Linked DNA regions of Homo sapiens: region 2 is linked to region 1. Evidence: read pairs that join two places in POLR2A ChIA-PET (ENCODE). Cell type or tissue: Panc1. All regions are shown on one strand. Each heading gives the region's core, and the rest is flanking DNA. Links, peaks and the distances in the headings are about the cores only.

Evidence for each region. Peaks named below come from ENCODE experiments on the same cell type or tissue, not always from the same donor. Only the 100,000 strongest peaks of a DNase experiment are listed, where the experiment ranks them.
Region 2: POLR2A ChIA-PET joins it to region 1 with 18 read pairs; 2 of 35 experiments call an interaction of 5 or more read pairs at or near these places.

The regions. Positions count from the first base shown.
Region 1 is chr14:67,788,944-67,796,943 of GRCh38, forward strand. ZFYVE26 (zinc finger FYVE-type containing 26) reads right to left here. Exons shown (of 42, transcript NM_015346.4): 13 at 5,228-5,296; 14 at 4,665-4,816; 15 at 1,629-1,830; 16 at 392-655. Among named protein-coding and RNA genes, the nearest start is that of ZFYVE26, 24 kb to the right of the region's middle. In Panc1, for the core only: no CTCF peak of the experiment used is centred there; no DNase peak of the experiment used is centred there.
Region 2 is chr14:67,636,995-67,646,868 of GRCh38, forward strand. It overlaps ARG2 (arginase 2), which reads left to right. Exons shown (of 8, transcript NM_001172.4): 3 at 5,192-5,369; 4 at 8,649-8,808; 5 at 9,650-9,744. It overlaps LOC124903331 (a long non-coding RNA gene), which reads right to left and starts at 2,719. Exons shown (of 2, transcript XR_007064218.1): 1 at 1,599-2,719. It also overlaps a transcript of GPHN not described here. In Panc1, for the core only: no CTCF peak of the experiment used is centred there; no DNase peak of the experiment used is centred there.

The DNA.
Region 1 (8,000 bases), core at 1-8,000:
GGTATGATCATCCCTCCAACTGTGACTCATTAAGTTTTCCCTTACACCTGGCTTACAAATTCAAGATGGTCTCAGGTTTTAGGTTAAGTGAAGTTCACCAAGGAGAAAGGCATGGAGTCTTAAGGCTCGAATTCCATTGATACCATTTTAAAATGTATATTTCTTCTTTGAATTCACCTATAATTCAATAAAGAATTTCCCCAAATTGCTATGTCTATTTTGTCTCTCAACAGACTGTATTTATGCCATCAGATTGTATGTGACAAAATTTCATAATCCATTCACCATCTGCCTCCTCCAATAACTGCTTTCTTCCTGGACAATTTATCAAGACTCTCAGAAACCCATCTCATTTGAGAATGAAGGGATACAGCTAACACAGCACACTCACCCCGCCTTTCAAGGCTACTATTCAAACGCCGTTCGGCTGTCTCCAAAAGCTGCTTGCAGGTTTTCCAGAGCTGGCACTGAGAGCAAGCTAGGTCAAATGCAGCCATGGCAGGGGGACTGAGGTCTTCCAGAACCTCTCTCAGGGGAGCAGTGGGCTCCACTAGAGCCGTGCTTATCCAAAAGTCCTCCTGGAGCATGGGGATGGGGTCTCCAGAGGTGTTGAGCAGCTTGTCAGTCACGTCAGAGATAGAGTAAAACACCATTCCTGGCCGCCCAGCAGAGGAATAAAAAGCAAAGGGTTAAAAGGATTCTTACTACAACTTTTATTAGGTAAAGTAGTTACTTTCAAAATGTTTGAGGTTCATCTGCACAGGGTATCTTTCATGTATATTAGCACTATCATTATGGCCCACTCTTATAGCTTCAAAACAGTGGCATGAAAGGAAGACCAAGAGACTCAGAGTGGTCCAGATGAGGGAGGGCTTTTTCCAAACGGAATCTCAAAGTAGGTTCAGAAAGAATGACGTAGATCTGTGTGTGCTAATCAGAAAAGATCTCTAGAACGCATCACTAAAAAGCAAGGTAGACTATAGTATTGTCCTAAGAACCTATTTATATTAAAAACAGAAAGGATGTGTGTATGTTCTTGTGAATAGGCATAGAAAATTTCTGGGATAATATATAGGAAGCAATATGTGATGGTACCATGGTATGTAGGGCCTAGGCCAGTAAGAGTTGTGAAAATGTGGAACAAGATTCCAACTTCAAGAAGTAATGAAAGGATGGGCTCTTTTGCAGTGCATCCAAGGTTGGGAAACTGAGACCTGTGAATTCTAGGCCTTAAATTTTAATACCCAACTGCACTTTATAGAACAGTAAAACAATATGCTTTATCCCTGAGTAATTACATGGGAAGGAAATAAACTCCTAACCATTTCCTGAAGCCAGAGACAGTGGCCATCAAAACACAGGTTAAAAACAGCATTCACAGGCTTCATTTAAATCACACAGGATAAGCTTTATGCAGTAGGTTGAGTGGTGGTATCTGAACAGCCTGGGCAAGGAGGATGGGCACAGCTGGAAAACTGGACGTATCAGGTTTGCTGTTTTTCAAGGCAGGTGTCCTGTATTTAATTTCTGCTCACCCTCATGAGGAGCCTAGGATTTTAGTGGTTTCTCCCCTTTTACCCCCTCTCCCAGCCACCTCACCACTTATGGTGTTAGCAGGGAAGCCTGACCTGCTGCTGCAGCGCTGCCAATGGCCTGTAGAGTTGAGCGGCCACTGCCAGTTCTCCGAATGGTGCTGCTACCCGCATCTGAGTTCTGGTTTTCAATCTTGTGCTCTACTTGGGCCAGTTCTTGGATCACTTCCTGGTAGCGCTCCATGAACATCAGTTCCCCTGAACTGGGTGAGGACTTCAGGTTGAACGTGAACAGCACCTGTCATAGGAGAGGGAGTGTGTGGGCCCTGGTGGTCCCACTGATTTAGGGAATGTCCATGGATAGGAGATCTTGCCAACCATTAGACTGTGGCCCTAAGATGTCTTTGTGCTTTGTAGGGTCAGAAGAGCACTGAATGTTAGAAGAGCAGGTCAACTATAAAAAATAATTCATAAAAGTAAGAAAACCACCAAAGCCTCAGTAGAAAATAGGCAAAAGATGTGGACAATTTCAGAGGAAATATATATGACTAATATATAAATGAGAAAATATTTTTTCCCTTGTCAGTAATCTAGGAATTTAAGTAACAATAACATTTTGCATCTATCACAATAACAAAGCACAAAAATAAATCCTCAGGAGATGGTGTAACATTAAGTGTCACAACTTTTTTGAAAAGCAATTTGGCAATCCATAAAGCTTTAAAAATGTTTACATCTTTTGACTCAGTAGTTTTTATGAGGAACTTTCTTAAAAAAATAATTCAAAAGGCTTAATGCCTAAACGTAATCACCTTGGCACTATATATTACAACTATTACAAGGTTAAAAATAATCTAAATCTTGAGCAACAGGAAAATGGTTAAATGCAGCTACTTGATCAGACTATTGTAAGGTCACTAAAATCAAGGTTAAAAGACAAATGCTAATATTAAAATGTAAAAATGCATGATATAAAGTTTTAGATTTGAAATAATCTCAGCTATATAAAAGTCATACATATTTTGGAGAAATATTGGCCAAAAAAATAAATTTTTAATATTGGTTGTTCCATACTATAGGGTTAAAAGTAATTTTATTTTCTTGTTAATACTTTCTGATATTGTCGTATATGTACAACTTATTCTGTCTGTATCCAGGTCAAAAAATAAAAGTTTTTATTGAAAAAAAAAAAAAAGACCACGGCTCAAGAAAAGGAGGAGAAGTGGAGGACATTTAGGGGTAAAATATCATGGGACTCCTAGCTAAATTCCTCTGGATTTGAGTATTAGAAAGGCTGGGGAGGGGCTGGCGTGGTGGCTCGTGCCTGTAATCCCAGCACTTCAGGAGGCCAAGGAGGGTGGATCATTTGAGGTCAGGAGTTCAAAACCAGCCTGGCCAACATGGTGAAACCCCGTCTCTATTAAAAATATAAAAATTAGCCAGGAGTGGTGGTGTGCACCTGTAGTCCCAGCTACTCAGGAGGCTGAGGCAGGAGAATCGCTTGATCCCAGGAGGCAAAGACTGCAGTGAGCCGAGATCGAGCCACTGCACTCCAGCCTGGGTGAGAAAGTGAGACTCTGCTTCAAAAAAAAAAAAAAAGAAAAAGAAAGGCTGGGGCTGGGGAGGGTCCTATCCTCCTCCAAGGATCATAATTATAATTATCATTAAAGTATAAGATCTAAAATGATCAGAGAAGGTTAAGTAAAAATTGTCCTGTTACCTAGAGTTCCCTAGATTTATTCCTCAAAAACTGAACTCACATGAAAGAACAATTCTGACCTACATGTTACGTAGATAAACTACCAAATACTTTACTACCAGTAAAAGTATCATTAATATGCCAAGAGGGTTTTAAAAATTAGAAGAGTACTATTTTATGTTATTAAGTTTAATAACTTGTTATTAAGTTTAATCAATAGTAGAGGATTTTTATATTTCTCACGGCTAGAACATAATCCTCTTAACATTCCTATGAGGTAGAAAAACCAGGTATTACATTTAACTCCAATTTTCAAATGAGGAAACCAAAGCTCAGAGAGGTTCAGTCTTTCTGATTACCATTCCAGTGCTATTTTCTCTCTACAATACAAATATTCTAGTCTGCTAGCTCTCCATACTTCTTGTATATTGAACTGGCATTCTATTTATAATTGAGACTGGGCGCAATGGCTCATGCCTGTAATCCCAGCATTTTGGGATGCCGAGGCGGGTGGATCTCCTGAGGTCAGGAGTTTGAGACCAGCCTGACAAACATCGCAAAACCTCATCTCTACTAAAAATACAAAAATTAGCCAGATATGGTGGTGCATGCCTGTAATCCTAACTACTCGGGAGGCTGAGGCAGGAGAATCGGTTGAACATGGGAGGTGGAGGTTGCAGTGAGCTGGGATCGCGCCACTGCACTCCAGCAGCCTGGGTGACAAAAGCAAATCTGTCTCAAAAAAAAAAAAAAAAAAAAAGAAAAGGAAATTGTATTATAATTTTTAACTAGATAAAAACATGGGCTGGGTGTGGTGGCTCATGCCTGTAATCCCAGCATTTTGGGAGGCTGAGGCAGGTAGATCACTTGAGGTCAGGAGTTCGAGACCAGCCTGGCCAACATGGCAAAACCCTGTCTCTACTAAAAATACAAAAATTAGCCTGGTGTGGTGGGCACCTGTAATCCCAGCTGCTTGGGAGGCTTAGGCAGGAGAATCGTTTGAACCTGGGAGGTGGAGGGTGCAGTGAGCAGAAATCGTGCCACAGCACTCCAGCCTGGGCAACAGAGCAAGACTCTGTCTCAAACAAACAAACAAACAAACAAGCAAACAAACAAAAACCCATGTATATGTTCAGAGAAGGAGTCAAGGAGAGAAACAAAAGTTTCCATGCTTTTAAGTGGTGGGAGTGTGGCTGAATATTTTCTTTCACCTTTTAAAAACACTGCTTATGTTAAGAACCACAAACAATTCACTATCTTTCAATCCACCCTGCTGAAGACTGGGCCTGGGCACATGGAAACCCCCTCTTGCTTCTGCTTCTTCTGCTTGATGTGGACCCCTGAGTGCTCCCAGGTGGCTCTGGTTGTACATGCTCCGAGCCTTACCTGATGCTAAGTCATTCAGGGGCTGAAAAGGTATGGCCTCCCCTCACCTGATGGGCTTCTGCGAAGTTCCCGCGAAGGATGCAGGATGCCAGCAGTGACTCAGGTGGGGAGAACATCATGGGGATGAGTGAACTTTGAGGATGGGGGTGCAATCTACTGTGCAGCTCATTCCGGCCAGACATGGCACTCAGACTTCCCTCTGTTGGGACACAAGAATGTGTGGGGCCAGAGAAGCAAGAGGAATTAAGGAAATGCTATATTGCTGCCACCTCCCACCAAACTTTTATCTCCTCAATGTCCTTCTGTAAAAGGCCTGTAAATAGGTCTTAATTTTTCCTCAAATGAAGGGCAAACCTATGCTACCATCTTTGAATAGAAGATGCTAAGTGCCAACTACCTTCTTTGGGTATTTACCTCTATTTCTCTCTGTTGCTGGATAACTAAATTGAGAATGAAACAGTCCTTTCCCTTCTCCCAGCTAAAATCTGGCCATCTGCCAACCTTGAATAACAACCTTGACTGCTCAATCCTGGCTTTACACCATGGTGTATGGCAACTCTATATCAGGGCAAAGCTGCTCAAAGTTGGCAACTGGTGGAAATCTGCATACCTGACGTACTTGTGCTCAGCTCACTACTTGTACTTTCCAGGGATGGGTTTGAACCTCTGTCTCGGCCATCTACAGGTATTGGGAAGAAGAGAGAAAGTCAATTATCAGCTCCTTATAGAGTAGGAAGTGTGAAGTTGGCTTGACAGCCAAGATCTGTGTAGTTAGAGACAGAGGATAATGAATAACTATGACACCTGCTGCTCCTTCTACAGCAAAACACAAGCTCCTATAGACCAAAGGCAAAGGGTGGGCTGAATATGGCAACAGAGTTCACCTGGGTAATAGCCTATACCAGTGGTTCCCAACCTGTGGGTCTCAGAGCCCCAAGAACTTTCAAGTTATTTTTAGGGGTCAGTGATCAGCACCTGCTCAGTAAGCACTGGCAGTATTCTGAAAAAATAAAAGCACAACTGTTATGACCAGGGAGTGGTAGGGACACAGTATTTCCTGACATAGAAAAAGGTATCTTCATACTTGAAAAGGCAGACAACTGGCTGGGTGCAGTGGCTTACACCTGTAATCCCAGCACGTTGGGAGGCCGTTGTAGCAGGATAGCTTGAGGCCAGGAGTTTGAGACCAGCCTGGGCAACACTGCAAGACCCCGTCTACACAAAAAATTAAAAACAAATTAGTTGGGCAAGGTGGCATGCACCTGTAGTCCCAGCTACCCAGGAGGTTGCGGCAGGAAGGATTGTTTGAGCCCAGGAGTTCAAGGTTACAGTGAGCTATGATTGTGCCACTGCACTTCAGCCTGGGTGACAGAGCAAGACCCTATCTGTATTAAAAAAAATGTAGGGAACCAAAGTCTAAGACCTGGCTGGCCAAAGACCATGATATTCAAAGTCTCAGAGAAAAAGCTTCTCTCTTCTCAACACCAGGCTTCCTAACATGTTAGAGCTTTCTAACAGAGGCTCGCTATTCCTTAGCCTGGTCATTCGAGGGGCTGTCTCAGCCTCATGCAAGGGAGGCACCTCAGTTCACTGTTTGGAAGCCCTTTAGAAGGAACAGCCGTAGAAGAGATGATGGGTTGTGCATTCTTGTGCTGAATGGGTCAAGTGGATGCAAACTCTGCCTTCTGACCCAAAACAATTAATGTAGCAGCTTAAGGGACTTAGCAACGCAACCTTGAAGCTTTCTCTCACGGCATCCTCCGCCCCACCCAGTATGCTCACCTTTCATGTTGCCACTTAGCTAGAGCCTACTCATTCTCTGGAGCTTGGTTCAAGAGTCAACTCCTTCATGAAATCTGTTGCCCTGACATCTGCAGGTCATGCTGATATCCTCTTTTAAGACATTTCTTCTGTTTTCAGGCAGGGTCGCAGGTCACTTTAAACTTTCCATGTATACTATCTAAGCAGGTACATTACAAATTGTTCGAAGTCAAAAGCCTAGCTTGTGCCTCATTTACCTCCCTCAAGATACCTAGTATTGTTTAGCCCATGGGAAATCCTCATGAATTCCTTTTAATTTTTAAAAGATCAACACCAAAAGCCATAATGAAAACTTGATTCTCTAAAAATTTAATACTCCTGCATAATGCGCCTATATTAACTTCTCTAAGAAAAGCCTATAAGTGGAATCAAAAGGCAAAATAGAGAAAAAAATAATAGCACATGATGAGAAAATATTTTCTGTAATGTATAAAGAGCTTTCTAAAATTGAAGATAAAAGAGATTCCTAAGAGAAAAATGGACCTTAGACATTAGGCAGTTTACAGAAAAATATAAACAGTCAATAAATATGTGAAAAGATATTCAATCTCAAACTAAAAAAAATACTACTGAAGCAATGAAACATCACTATTAAATATATTGGTGAAGGTTTTAAAAAATCTAATACTATTGACTGATGAGAGTATGTGCAAACAGGCAATCACATACAGCTTGCAGAACTATAAATAATAGGAGGGAGAGAAGGATGGGGAGAGGGTGATTAATGAATATAAAATCAGAGCTGGATGGAGGGATCAGTTCTGCTGTTCTGTAGCACTGCAGGATGAATATGGTTAACTATAATCTATTATATATTCTCAAAAAGCTAGAAGAAAGGATTTTTTTTTTTTTTGAGATGGATTCTCACTCTGTCACCCAGGCTAGAGTCCAGTGGCACAATCTCAGCTCACCCCAACCTCTGCCTCCCAGGTTCAAGTGATTCTCGTGCCTCAGGCTCCCGAGCTGGGCACCCACCACTACACCGAGCTAACTTTCATATTTTTAGTAGAGACAGGGTTTTACTATGTTAGCCAGGCTGGTCTTGAACTCCTTACCTCAAGTGATCCATCTGCCTCAGCCTCCCAGAATGCTGGGATTACAGGTGTGAGCCACCGTGCCAGGCCGAAGAAAGGATTTTGAATGTTCACAACACAAAGAAATGACAAATGTTTGAGGTGATAGATATTACTCCAATTTGGTCATTACACATTTTATAAACATATTGAAATATCACTGTGTATCCCTTAAATATGTACAATTATTATATGCCAACTAAAAATAAAAGGGAGGCCGGGCCCGGTGACTCACGCCTGTAATTCCAGCACTTTGGGAAGCTGAGGCAGGCAGATCACTTCAGGTCAGGAGTTCAAGATCAGCCTGGCCAACATGGCAAAACCCCGTCTCTACTAAAAATACAAACATTAGCCGGGCATGGTAGCACGCACCTGTAATCCCAGCTACTCAGGAGGCTGAGGCACAAGAATTGCTTGAACCCAGGAGGCAGAGGTTGCATTGAGCTGAGATTGCACCACTGCACTCCAGCCTGGGCAACAGAGTGAGAC
Region 2 (9,874 bases), core at 119-8,118, 150 kb before region 1:
TATTCCTTACACATTACAATGTCTGCATTTTTCATCATTACCCTAAGCTTCTTGAAAAATTAGTGAGACCGTTTCTTATGACCTATGAACCAGAAGAACTTGCCACAGCACTCTGATAAAGAAATAGCTTTAAGGCTGGGCATGGTGGCTCACACCTGTAATCCTAGCGCTTTGGGAGGCTGAAGTGGGAGGATCACTTGAGGTCAGGAGTTCGAGACCAGCCTGACCAACATGGCGAAACCTCGTCTCTACTAAAACTACAAAAATTAGCTGGGCATGGTGGTGCATGCCTGTAATCCCAGCTACTTGGGGAGGCTGAGGCAGCAGAGCCCCTTGAACCAGGGAGGTGGAGGTTGCAGTGAGCCGAGATCATGCCATTGCACTCCAGCCTGAGCGACAGAGCAAGACTCTGTCTCAAAAAAAAAAAAAAAAAAAAAAAGAACTTTAATATTACTCAGTTCATCCTGCTGTTACAAAAAGTTAACTTCCCATCAGCCTCCTCACTCCTCTTAAAAAAAAACTGTAGCAGATGGGTTACAATTCATGTTTTCTACAACAACATACTAGAACCAGGGTTCAGATAATCCTAGAACTAGGGTTCTGTTCTACCAGTCCTTTGGGTATTGGTAGTACCCAATACTATTGGCACAGTGGGCATTAGAGGAGAAAGCTCTTAAGAGGTGACATCAGGCTGGCATCATGTATTTGTTGATTCAGTTATGTAATTAACTAGAATAGTTTAACATAAATTTGTAATCCTAGAGCAACTTTCATATTTTGTTCTTAAAGGTTATGGCAGTAGAATAAAAAAGTACTCACGGTGGCATACATTGCTAGCTGTCCACCAAAATCCATTCGCATTCTGTTCTGGACATAAGCTAGACCTGCATTTGCTGGCCAGTGCCAAAAGTGAGCAGGAGTAATGTGCCACTTTCAGGCCAGAGTCTTGAAAAGAGGAGGTGTGCTTTCTCAATGCTTTCTTCCTCTCCCGCTGCCTTGAACCTGGGGAGACCTAGACTTAGCCACACAGATGGCAAAGTCCTAGGCATGAGAGCCACAAGCCAGGTCTCTGAATTACTGCATAAAGGAAAGCCTCCTGCTGACCTGGAATATCTACCCTGGATGCTAAACAAACAAGAAATAAACTTGTTTGAGCCATATTTTGGGCTCAAACATATTTTGCTATGACAGTTAATTTACTCTAATAACCTTACTTAAAATAATATTATGTATTATGCCTATAACTAGCCCAGGCATGGTGGCTCACATCTGTAATCCTAGCACTTTAGAAGGCCATGATGGGAGCATTACTTGAGCCCAGGAGTTGGAGACCAGCCTGGAAAACACAGTGAGACCCTGTCTCTACAAATAATCCAAAAAAAAAAGAAAAAAAATGATTAAAGTCTGAAAGGATACAGTAGTAAAACCCGGGCAGTAGGTTTGGGACCTCTGATATACACGTTATCCAATTTTACAGAGAATTTCAAAACAAAACAGTGCAAGTACAAACTATTTGTCATAGGAGTTCTTCTTTGACGCCCCTGATCCTCAGTGAACTTCCCCTGACTCCTTTAGGACTCATTGTCCCAAGTCCTTACCTGGCACTGAAACTGTGCAAATTATAGAGTTGAGTTCGTTCTTCCTGAATATTCTAGGGGGAAAAAAGAAAAAACAGAGTTGGGAGCAGGAAGGTAGGCCACTCAGGCAGGGCCTCTCAAGGTATAAATCCCTTTAGAGGAGGCTGGCCCTTAGCTTTGTGGATGCAGAAACACAAGGTTGCTGAGTGCATAGCTCATCAGGCTTTCAGACCCAGACTCATGCTAACCATGCTGGATCAACCAAAATGCCCGTGCATAATTATGTTAAGCAGTAGTCCTTCCAGTGTCCACTGTCTAGAAGCTTTTGCCCATATTAAGGCATGTGGGAAACCAACTGAATAGCCAGAATGCTGTTTGGTGAGATGGCATCGGAGTAAATGGAGTTGGACAATGTGGACAGAATCCACTACCCAGGTTGGGAATTAATCTGATGAACCCCCGACAGAAGTTAGTAACCCTTCTAGCACCTGTAATGAGAGCAGAGTGGTGGCCTGAATTAGCGACTGAAATCCTTCTATGAAATTCAGTCTCTCTTCCTGGGAACGTTACTGTAAGATTGCCAAATTCTCTTTAGGTTCCTTTTTAGGCTTTGTGCAGCTTTTTTCTAATACAAGTGAGTACTGTTTTCTGTCACGTTTATCTGAGTCTACATCCTGGTTTGCATGATTGGACTTGGGTAGTCCCAAAGTTCTGTGACTTATCCACTGGATTGAGCACTTTAATTTCCCTGTATTTCTTCTTGGTCCTATGAGGATTGAATGAAAGTGCTTGGCAAATAGTTCTGAAACGTTAGTTAATATTATTTAACTCCAGTTTGGGGCCTTTTATATGACTATTCCTTAGAGTGCAATTACCAAAATATAAATTTATAAAGATTATAAATCTTTTATAATTGTACACCTAATATTATAAAACACCAGGCATACCCTGGTGTCTTACATCTAGTAAGAACCTAATGGTTGATGTGATTTAAGGAGAGTGCTGAGATAAACATGGAGGTGAAAGTAGAAACATCCAGGAATTGTCCATTCAAGATCTGTACAGTACACTGGGTGCAGTGGCTCATGCCTGTAATCCCAGCACTTTGGGAGGCCGAGGCAGGTGGATCACTTGCGGTCAGGAGTTCGAGACCAGCCTAGCCAACATGGCGAAACCCTGTCTCTACTAAAAATACAAAAACAAATTCACCAGACGTGGTGGCGCACACCTGTAATCCCAGCTACTTGGGAGGCTGAGGTAGGAGAATTGCTTGAATCCAGGAAGTGGAGGTTGCAGTGAGCCGAGATTGTGCCACTGCACTCCAGCCTGCATGATAGCGCAAGACCCTGTCTCAAAAAAAAAAAAAAAAAAAAAAAAAGTCTGTGCAGTCCAGGATTGTGTTGTCAACAGACAGAGGAAAGACTTGATATTGACTTGAAGGTTAATTAAAGCTTTCATTCTCTTAAGTCTAAAGTATCCTCTCCATATTTTGAGATTTGGTGAAGTCCATAATGACTTTACTCAAACCTTTTTGTCTTTTTTTAAAAAAATAAAAGATTTTTATAGATGTTTTATTTGGTTCACATTTTTATCTTGGTTCACAATGTCTTTGGCCTGTTGTCATATTTTTCTCCTCCTACCCCTGCTCTGCTACCTTTTTATCTGGTTGTCTGGATCTTCTCCAGGTTGGGGCCTTTTATATGACTATTTCTTAAAGTGTAATGACCAAAAGATAAATACAGAATTCTTGCTGTAGGTGTATCTCACCTTTAAGAATAGGTCTGGGTGACACAAGGGCTGGGGAGGAAAAAAAGAATAGGACAAAGTTTTCTGTCTTGTTTCCAATATCTCTTGCGGTGGCAATTCCTTGGTTGGCCTCATGGCTTTTTGTTATGGTCACTGCTCCTCAAATTTTTATATTTCTTCAGAATTTTGGCTTTGGATTGAGTTTGGGTTCAAGAGGTAGAGCTCAAAATTATAATTTAAATTCATGATGAGTCCATGCTGCTCTTAATCCGAACCTTTAACACAAATCTCTGCAAATATTAAGATACGCCACGTCTTATCTTGTTACTGCCCCTTTCCCACCAATACCAGGACCCTAAGAATATAATCTATGTCAATGTTCTGTTCTCTGATAGTTCAGATCCCTTTTTGATACAGTCAGATTATTTAGTCCTCATCCTAAATGTAGCATCCAACTTAGGTGGGGAAATATTCAAAGCTGTGAGAATATAGCACTAGTTCTTAAAGTGTTGGACTCATGAGGAATTCCTTAGGAGACAAACTGCATAGTAAAGGATAGAGGTTGAGCGTCCCTAATCCAGAAATCCAAAATCGGAAATGTTCCAAAATCTGAAACTTTTTGAGCACCAATATGACATTACAAGTTACCCTGAACACACTGTATTAATGGTATGTCATATTTTCTGCTTTTAAGTACTTATGTGTGAAAAAGTAAGAAAATAACTGCCTATCAGTAGCATATAAATTCAGAGTCAGGAAGATGGTGATGCCAAACAATCATATTGTCCACATGGGTGGCTGTGATAGTGACACCTTTGTTTTCTGATGGTTTAATGCACACAAACTTTGTTTCATGCACAAGATGATTTAAAATATTATATAAAATTACCTTCAGGCTATGTGTATAAAGTGTGTATGAAACACAAGTTTTGTGTTTAGACTTGAGTTCCATCCCTAAGATATCTCAATATATATATAATGCAAATATTCCAAAATCTGAAAAAAATAAAAAATCTAAAACACTTCTGGTCCCAAGCCTTTGGATAATGGGTACTCAACCTGTACAAACTTTGGAGCCAGATGGCCTAGATTTGGATCCTGATTCTGGCACTTAATAGCTGTGTAACTTGGGCGGTTACTTCTCTTTGCTTCAGTTTCCTCATCCACCAAATAGGCACATTTTAGTTGCCTCACACAACTGTTTTGAGTCTTAAATAAGAATTTATGTTAAGCAGCTAGAACAATGCCTGGGATCTTGTAAATAATCAATAAATATTAGATATTTCTTTTAGGATGTTTCAGATTGGCTATTTATAAAAGTTTATAATATGTGAATTTCTTGGCCAGGCAGGTGGCTCATGCCCATAATCCCAGCACTTTGGGAGGATGAGGCGGGAGGATCAGTTGAGGTCAGAAGTTTGAGACCAGCTGGGGCAACATAGCAAGACCCCATTTCTACAAAAAGAAAGTTTAAAAAAATGAGACTCTCTTTGTGTATTTTTTTGCTAAATTAATAGTACTTAATTTCCTTTAAAATTGTTGGTTCTTAATTTTCTTTAAGATTGTTGGTTCTTTTTGATATTTTATTTCTACTCTATCACTCCAGGATATCTGAGGTCTAATGGTTAACCATTTTTTTATTGTTGGGTTAAGTCAATCGATATCTCTTAGTTTCAGTTTCCAACATCTGCAAAACTGTTCATAATAGGATCGAGATAATCTTCCCACAATCATTTGACATTTTAAATTTTACTGTGACAAAATGATTATGATGTGTACTTTGTCACGTATTATCATTGTGGCCCAGGCTAGTTAAGAGTTGGAGATAGCACAGAAAATTCATCTTGTCATCCCTCATTTGCTTCCAGGCTGCCACCTAAAAGACTTTGGAGATTTGAGTTTTACTCCAGTCCCCAAAGATGATCTCTACAACAACCTGATAGTGAATCCACGCTCAGTGGGTCTTGCCAACCAGGAACTGGCTGAGGTGGTTAGCAGAGCTGTGTCAGATGGCTACAGCTGTGTCACACTGGGAGGAGACCACAGGTAAGCTGGGAGCCAGGCGTGGTGAGGGGATGGATTACATGGTGCTTGGGGCTCATAACTTAGCTTCTTTATCTGTTTCTTCATCTGGAGAAAAATACCCTACAGAATTTTTAGGGTAGATATTAAAATGAACAGCAAGCATTTAAATGTCTAAGATCCTGAGCTGCTCAAGGGGCACTGTGGTTTTCTTTGTATGACACATTGCACAGTAAGAATATGTACATTCAGACACAGCAAGTTCAGAGGTATACTAGGCAAGGTTCCTAGGCACTGTGTTAACATGCTTGTCTCCTGGAAAGCTTTCTTGAGACTTATCTTATGACTTTGGAGAATTAGAAAGATCCATTGATAGGCTGAATGTGCAAGTTTTTGTTAGCATTTCTGCTAATAGACCTGTTAGAAATCCCCTTTGGCATGTTACTACATTTTCTTTTTTTTTTTTTTTTTTTTTTTTTTTGAGATAGGGTCTGGCTCTGTTGCCCAGGCTGGAGTACAGTGGCATGATCTCAGCTCACTGCAACCTCTGCCTCCTAGGCTCAAGCCATCTTCCTACCTCAGCCTCCCAAGTAGCTGGGACTACAGGTGCATGCCACCATGCCTGGCTCATTTTTGTATTTCTTGTAGAGACAGGGTTTGGCCATGTTGCCCAGACTGGTCTCGAACTCCTGAGCTCAAGCGATCCTTCTGCCAAGGCCTCCCAAAGTGCTGGGATTACAGGCATGAGCCACTGTGCCCAGCTGTGGATACATTTTCTGCCTCCACAATATGGACCCTAGTGACTCATGCAATCAGTCCTTTGATCCTGTCTCCTCCTGAATCAGCATGTACTTTATTGAGCACTGTTCTGATATTTTCTCAGCAGTGCTAGAGATTGCAGGAAATTTGTGATATATTAAGGCCTAGATGAAATAAATATACATGGAATAAACAAAAATATTGAATTCTACAGAATTTCAAAGGAGGAAGAGATCAGTCTGGACTAAAATAGATTTCACAAGGGAATGTGATTTGAAATAAGCAATGAAGGTCTTCAGTAGGAAGAAGGCACTGAAGTACTAGGAGTATTGAGCACTCCATACATATTCTCAGTTAATTCTGCTAACAATGCTAGGTGGTAGATATGGTTTTATCATTTACTGCTGGAAGCATGTAGGGACAGATATATAAGAACTTATCCAAGGTGGGCACAGTGGTGCATGCCTGCAGGCCCAGCTACTCAGGAGGCCAAGGTGGGAGGATTGCTTGAGCCCAGGAGTTTGAGGCCAGTCTGGGCAACACAGTGAGATCAGGTCTCTTAAAAATAAATAAATAAGAAAGAAAATATAACTTATCCAAGGACTAGAACCAGGAAATAGAGCTGGGATTCAAATCCAGTGTGACTCTTCTGGTGATTATTTTCCCTGAGGTGCTGAGAAAGCTTTTCAGATCACTGAACAGAAATGAAATCTTTGTTACATCTGGAGAAGCAGGTAGATTCCTCCTTGGGAGTAAAAAAAAAAAAAAAAAAAAAAAAAAAAAAGACTCAGGTTGAAGAAAACGGTCACACCCAGGTTCCCTACTGAGATGACTAGGCCATTCAATTAAATCAACCAGAGGGCAAGTCTCCTGCCTCCTTTCTCAGTGTAGTCTCTGGAAATTTATTAAGTCTGTCTGCTGTTCTGAGTTCTGGTCAAGTCTCACTGTTTGGGGACCACTGATCAATGTGATTACCACAGATCTTGTTTTCTTTTCCTGTGGCTATCTATATTGCAGCCATGTTACTGCTTACCAGCTCAATGTTAAAGCTTAGGCAATCTGAAATTCTAGAGAGGAAGAGATAAGTGCATAACTTGAATAGCTGTTGAACATTTTCAAGAAGAGCCATTTTTAGGTCACTGCTCCTTTTATGTAGTTTAACATATATTACTACTTTAATCATCAAAGCAACTCTGATTTACACAGGCCAAGTATTATTATTATCCCTATCTCACAGAAAAGGAAACTGAAATCTAAAGAAATTAGATGGTTTGTCTTCAGTCACACAGCTCTTCCAGGACTAAAACTCTAGTATTCTGACTTAATCCACTGCCTTTTCACTAGACCATGCTATTCCTCAAAAGACCCAACCAGTGTGGGACATGGCACCTAGAATAGCTGTCTCATGCTATATTGACCAAGAAGGATGGTTGCAGTCCTAAGATGCTTAAGCTGCATTTCCCATCTATGTCAAATTCCTTGGTTACTGGGAAGCTTTCCAACATTTATTTCATCAGGTGTATTCTTAGAATTGAGACAGAACAGTTGGCTAATGTAAGCAGAGCCCAAGGACAAGGAAAGGCAAAAACAGAAATACACTTTAAGATCTTATATTTGAGGCTGGGCATAGTGGCTCACGCCTGTAATCCTAGCACTTTGGGAGGCTGAGCCAGGTGGATCACTTGAGGTCGAGTTCAAGACCAGCCTGGCCAACATGTTGAAACCCCATCTTTACTAAAAATACAAAAAATTAGCCAGGCATGGTGGCATGTGCCTGTAATCCCAATTACTCGGGAGGCTGAGGCAGGAAAATAGCTTGAACCCAGGAGGCGGACGTTGTAGTGAGCTGAGATTGCGCCACTGCACTCCAGCCTGGGAAACAGAGCGAGACTCCGTCTTAAAAAAAAAAAAAAAAAATTGAATGCCATGCTAATATATATAAGGTAACATGCAATACATCTTTTTACTCAGTGGTCTAAATTAGGTCTTTAATGGTTTACCCTGTTAATGTCTCCAAGAGCTTTTCTTACAGATTTTGGTGAGTCGTTACCTATAGACTGTACCATTTACCTAGATTTCTTTTTTTTTTTTCATTTTTGGAGACAGGGTGTGACTATTTTGCCCAGGCTGGTCTTGAACCCCTGGGCTCATGTGATCCTCTCACCTCAGTCCTCTGAGTAGCCAGGATTACAGGTGTACACCATCTTGTCTGGCTTAACTTGATTTCATTCATTGAACAAATATTTGAGGTTCTTTTCTGAGCAGGGCTAATGGATAAAATTATACGGATTTGGGGACAGGACAGCAGTGACATCTGTCACACTGCAGGGTAGCAAGTCACCAGCTTCGAATCTCTAGGGCTTTATCACTCAAGATTAATTTTTGAGAACTACAACTACAGGTCTTGCCTCACCCAAACCCAGTCTCCATCTAGGCCCTGGCTTTGCACTGTGGAGAGAGTATAAGTTGTTTTGGCTGAGGACGTTTGTTATCGGTCATGTTTGCCAAGCAGAGGGCCTTCAAGATTATACTTGTTCTTTGCAGCCTGGCAATCGGTACCATTAGTGGCCATGCCCGACACTGCCCAGACCTTTGTGTTGTCTGGGTTGATGCCCATGCTGACATCAACACACCCCTTACCACTTCATCAGGAAATCTCCATGGACAGCCAGTTTCATTTCTCCTCAGAGAACTACAGGATAAGGTCAGTGGGCCAAAACGAAAAGAAAGGTGAATGGCTTGCAGGGTTTTGCTGGAGTTGGTCTAGTTCAGTTAAGATTTTGGTGAAGGGTGGGTTGAGTGTGGATTACCACTCCTTCATTTGTTCATCACTATTATGGACCAGGCAGTCTGCCAGATGCTAGGGGTATAAAGACTAGACATAGTCTCTGTTCTTTGTAAGAAAGCAAGGAGGGGGTAGTAACAATAGCGACTGATATACCCACAGCCTGAGGACTTCTTGGTTAGAGGCTCCCAGGCCATACTCTCAGACACACTGATCTAGAAGACAAATAAAACCATGACCTCTGGGTAATATTTTCCTGAGCAGTTCAGAATATATGGGAGTCCATGTTAGGCACAGACTAGAATCTGTATATCCCTCCCCTCAGTGAGGGACCAAGTCAAACCAGGACACTACAAAGATTATTCATTGGGCGGAAGTCCTGTGTCGGCTGTTGGCAACTTGAGATGGCAACCAGGTTATGCTTCAAGAACCAATCTGTAAACAAGTCAGTAATGTGCAATGGGATAGAAAAGGGCTAATCAGCAGTATTCCTGCTACTAGGTAAGTTAATGAGAAACCAAGACAACCTTAGAGATTTTATTCGTCTTGAGAAAGCAATACTGTGTTCCTCAGCTGCCCTTCTGAAACATTTCCACCTTGTGTCACTTCTCCTTCCCAGATCAAGTGTGTCCTGTGTTGCTCTAAACTTACCCTGTGGGTGGCAGAAGAAAGCAGATTGCATACCCACGGACGCACATGATAATGATCTTGGTGAGAACAAGAATTCTTGATTAATCCTGTCCATTTCTCCCTTTCATAGGTACCACAACTCCCAGGATTTTCCTGGATCAAACCTTGTATCTCTTCTGCAAGTATTGTGTATATTGGTCTGAGAGACGTGGACCCTCCTGAACAGTAAGTTGATGCATTTGGCTGAAGTTTAGGGCCTGTCCTAGCCAATTATGTTCTATTTGAAAGGCTGATGCTTAACTTGGTCTATTGCAGGTCACTACAACAAACCCACCCTCTCCCCCAAATACATATT